2 separate regions of the Mus musculus genome follow, and region 2 is linked to region 1. A link is a loop called in an ENCODE intact Hi-C map of the cell type or tissue named here. Cell type or tissue: heart. All regions are shown on one strand.

The links. A loop is a pair of places that touch in the nucleus more often than their neighbours do. Peaks named below come from ENCODE experiments on the same cell type or tissue, not always from the same donor. Only the 100,000 strongest peaks of a DNase experiment are listed, where the experiment ranks them.
Region 2: a loop joins it to region 1, with 8 times the contacts of the local background. A loop is called at or near these places in 12 of 42 quality-filtered maps.

The regions. Positions count from the first base shown.
Region 1 is chr8:88,754,279-88,756,778 of GRCm38, reverse strand. No RefSeq gene overlaps it. Among named protein-coding and RNA genes, the nearest start is that of Cyld, 59 kb to the right of the region's middle. In heart, no CTCF peak of the experiment used is centred here; a DNase peak (open chromatin) is centred at 1,438; H3K4me3 peaks cover 521 bases; H3K27me3 peaks cover 523 bases.
Region 2 is chr8:89,784,167-89,786,666 of GRCm38, reverse strand. No RefSeq gene overlaps it. Among named protein-coding and RNA genes, the nearest start is that of Gm24212, 120 kb to the right of the region's middle. In heart, a CTCF peak has its summit at 1,441 (motif pointing right); no DNase peak of the experiment used is centred here; H3K27me3 peaks cover 223 bases.

The DNA of each region.
Region 1 (2,500 bases):
ACTCCAGGGTCTATTTCTCCACAGTATATCAAGGTTCTGCACATCCAAGTTTCTCCAGTTGGCCCCCAGTATAAACAAAGTTGCCAGGATCTTCCAGGTTACCCTTGGGCAGGTGTGCAACCACTAATTCCCTCAACATGGTTCCTACTGGCACATGTGCTAACTACGAAGTTTGCAGAACATGGAGGCTTTTGGGTCGTGTCTCCATTTGTGAGTGGTTATCCAGCATCAGGAGCTAAAGAAGCCAAACAAGAAAAGCCAGCAGCCCAAGAAGAACCAGATCCCCAGCCACCAGAGTAGCACCGGGAGTTCACTGATGGAGACCTCAGATGCCAGAGCTGAGCAGGACAGTGCAGAATGAGGCCCTGTTCCCGTGTGGAGTACGTGCTGGTGCTCAGAGAGAAGCCATGAAGAAGGAGGTGAGATCCCTTATAGTATCTTTGCTGCAAAGCACTGTCGTTTGTTTATGGCGAGCCCTAATCAGGACCTGAAAATGAAGCTACATGCTTCCTTCCTCACCCAGAAGCAGAGCAGGGGTCAGAGAAGGCTGCTGGAAGCTGGGCAGCCTATGGTGGCACTACAAGGGACAGCAGCAGTAGTCACCTGCAGGAACTCCTCTGGCACACCCTGCCTGACCCAGGGGTCCTGTCTCACTCACCTGATGCATGTCTCTAAATGAGCATAGGGAGGCATGGAGCCCCTGCTAGGGCTGCCTGGAAGTTCCCACGGGCACAAAAAGCAGAGTATTAGCATCTTTTCCAGATATAAACTCCAGGTTTCCCAAAAGATAAAAAGTGTTCTCTGACATAGCAGGAATTAGCATACAGCACACCTGTATACAGCATACAGCTAAGAAAAGAGAGATGGTGTGAAACGCCATCCCAGGGCCCTGCTCTGCAAAGCTGGTTCTGTCCGTTCTGCATAGGACCTCCCCACCTGCCTTTCCCCATCACTCGGGGGCAGGTGGTCCAGAGACTCCGATGAAGTGAGCTGCAGGGGACATTTGTGCAACTGGTGACTTTAGGTTTGAGCCTAGACACACACATCAGTGGTTGTGATATCAGAACCTGTTCTTTTCCATCTTTCTTCGCATAAAACAAGATTCATACTCCACCACCAGCCTTACCGTGTCCTCCCAGGAGATGGCACTATCTCGTTCTAAATGTGGCTTTAAGGTGCCTGAAAACTCACGCTGGAGTCAGAACGAGGGCAGAGCCAATCATGAAGGAGGACAGTAGCAGCAGTCATGGCCATCACGCACCATCTGTCTTTAAGTTACACGAGGGACGCTCAAGCCCTCCCGTATGCCATTTGTAATGGGCCACGTATCCCTGAAGGTCAGGTTTGCTTTCAACACCACCTGCTGCCTTCCACACATAAGTCTGACTGGGACTGACTACTTGGGAGCTATCAGATACTGTGTCATAACCTAAAGTGCCCACAAGGTGGCGCTCCTGCACTCAGAAGGAGACGACCTAGGAAATACCAAATCTTACAAAACAGTGAGGACTTGTACGTTCTGACCAAGTGGGGGCAGAAGGGGTGGGCTAATTCGTCTTGCAATCCTATCTCTCAATTTCATGATTACATTGCTTCTGCTGCTGCTGGTGGCTACCATTTAGTAAGGGGTTTCTGAGCACCAGGCAGCGTGATAGGCACTTTACAAGCGTGGCTTCATTCAGAGTTTATTTCTGGAGAAGCTCTGCGATGTCTCCAAGAGCGTGTGTCATGAGGCTGGGACCTCTTGTACTTTCTCAAAAGGACTGACAGCTATCCAGTTCTGGCTGTATCCATAATAGTGAATAAAACAGCTTATCTGCCTAAGAGGCTAACAATTCCTTTCCCCATTCAGCAAATGTTCGAGCACCTACTTTGTGTCAGGCGCCAGTGGAAATGCTGAGAAAATGGGAGTAAAGAATCAGAGACGGCCCTGCTCCTAATTCTGAGAACACAGCAAACCAGATCAGAGGAGTGCAGGGGAGAAGGGGAGCCTAGGGGGCATCGGAGGGGTCTGTGGTAAGCAAGAATAGCAACAGGGCTCCTGAGAAGCAATAAAGATTCAGGAGTGGACAGCAGTGAGCTAGGTCTGGAAGTTAAACTGAAGCGGGAGAGGTGGTTCAAACCTGTAATCCCAGCACTCAGAACACTGAGACAGGAGGACTACAGCAAATTCAAGGTCACCCTGGGCTATAAAACAATACCCTGCCTTTAAAACAACAACAAAAATACAGGGGAGAGGGAGGGAAACCTGGAGGATATGTTTACATTGACAACAAAAACAGCCTCTAGAAACTTGGCCCTTCCTAGTTGCATATCTATTTTATGATATCTATAACAGCAGTGGGCAGACTTTTCCTGAAAGTAGCCAGAGAGTAAATATTTCAGGCTGTGCAAGGCCTTCAGGTTTCTGTCACTGCTCTACAACTCTGCTGTTGCAGGACACGTGGGTATGACTGTGTTCCACTAAAATGTCACTTGGGCAAACAGTATCAAGCTAGAC
Region 2 (2,500 bases), 1.0 Mb before region 1:
GAGCTTTCTCCACTGTACACAGCAAAGTGTGGAGAGTATAAGAATCCAGACAATGACCGTTCAGACTGGAGCGAGCCATTTAGGTCTGGTCTAGTTAACCTGTAAACAATAATGACTCCATAAAGTCCGTGATGGGATCTCAGTTATTGGCTCCTTGCTGATGGCATTGCAAATTATTATAAAAGTGTATCCCAGAGTGCTTGCTATAGCAACAGTAACAATAATCATATTCATAATTTTTAGTTCTTAACACTGTACTGGGACAGGGGCTGACAAGATGGCTCAGTGGGTAGAGGGTCTTGCTGCCAAGCTTTTCAACCTGAGGTTGAGTGCCAGGACCTATGCTAGTGGGAGAAGAGAACTGACTCACAAACATTGTCCTCTCACCTCCACTCATGAGCCGTGGCACCCTGAACCCACCAAGAACACAGATAAAACGAAGCAAATGCCACCCTACACCCTCACCATAATTAATAGAGTATTGGTTTGTAAATTATAGATGCCGGGATCTGGTTGCCTTTGCTACTTGGTAACTGTGGGTTCCTGATCTTTGGCTCATGAGGACAGAGGTTTCAGACTATCTGTTCCATTGCTTTTGGTCTGAGGCGAGGGAGACACTGTGAAAATGGCTGGGTGTCAGATAAGGAGACTGCTGAACTCTGAACAGCCAGGGAGCAGAGAGGAACAGGAAGGGATCAGGGGCAAGATGGCCTTCAAAGACATCAAAGCTCGATGGCTAGTGCCGATCGGCTTTCTCTGAAGACGTCAGAAGCTCCACAAGCCAGTTGCCTCTCCGTGATGGCTCACCAGCGCACAAGCCTTTAACACAGGAGCCTTCAGGGAGAAACTTCACAATTAAACCTTACCAGCTTCCATCTCAGCATGTGATGGATGAGTCTGCATGTCACCCGCAAGCCATCATCACACTTCACACCTCTGTGCTGCTGTGTACTCAATAACTTTTCCTTAATGCAACTAAAGTTCTGCATATTTTTTATTGGCACTTCAAATCATCCCCTTTTATCCAAGAAGTGTTGGGATGCATAGATTCTTAAATGTCCCCGTCTACCTTCGACATTCTGGAATATGACATTCTTATAGCTCTAAAGGAAATAATCTGAACGATCACCTAAGTTCCTCTGGGCACAGTCTCCTCAACAGAGTCTTTGAACACTGGACAAGCCAGAAGCTTTGGTCCCAATGGTACTTTATTGGCTGTAGTTGATTCTTAGGTAAACTCTTAGAAAATTGTTGCCAACTGTGCCGCAGTGACTACACCTCCCATGGATCTCATCTGGGTCCCTGCTTCCTTGTTATTTATATTTACAACTTCTAATGTTCTATTTACCTTTGTGGCACCATACAAGTCTGAATGTCTTATACCACATGCTCACTCGGGACTGAAAAAGAAAACGAAGGCACGGTTTTTGAATTGCCCACTAGAGGGCAGCAGAGTAATGGGAATTGGGATAGTCCCTGGCTTGGTTGTAGACGTGTTGACATGTGATTTGGCAATTGAATAATTTTTGATACTGTCCTGACACATAAACACCTAGAAGCAGGTTTTCAAAGGTTATTTGCACTCTAAAAGAGGAATTAAGAAAACGAACTTGCATGCCAACAGTCATTTTCAATATTCTACAAAGAATTGCGGCCTCATTATGAGATTGCTTACAGAGAATACTCAGCTATGTTAAACCTGACTGGCAAACACGCGTTCAAAATAAATTAGACTGAATGGACCTGAGAAAATAGATCCAATGACTAATGAAACTTTCTTCTGAGGCTTGGGGGCCAGCCAACTTGCCCAAAAGAAGAAACTGGGTTTTATGAGATTTTGTTTACCCCCCAGCCCCCCAGTCTCCCAGACCTTGGGATCCCCAGACTCAGGGAATGATCAGGGTAAAACCACTGCCCACATGATCTCTGGTTGAAGGTAACTTTTGTGGCAATTTACTTTTAAGCTATTCCCTTATACTGGCCATGAAAAGTCAGCAGAAGATCCAAGTTTATTCCGTTGACATCCTCGAACCCTGAGAAATAGCCCATTTGTATTATCACGCTTTGATGTATTTCCCGTTTGTGGAACTTCTTTGGTGAGTTGGCATTTTAATTTAATTATACTTTTTACTAATGGTCTTTATTTTTCAGTGTCTGAGTGTAAAACGCCCGTAGGTTTGATTATCTGCCCCCTCTTCCTGGTGCAGAGGCACCGTGCAAATTTATAAACTGATAAAATGCAGTGTAAAACTCAGGGAGGTGAGGTTAGGAATCTGTATAGAAATTCTGTTTGAAAGATGAGGCATCTCTTCGCTTGCAGGGTGTACACCCCCTACACATAGCTCAGTATCTGGACTGGGTGTCCCTAATAAGAATGGCAACACAGTTGAAGCTCAGAGAGCATCAAGGACCATAAAGCGCTCAGGTGCTCAGTGGGTCTCTTCTGAGCCTCTGTATACACAAAATCATAGTCACCACCGTATTTATTTGTTCTTCTTCA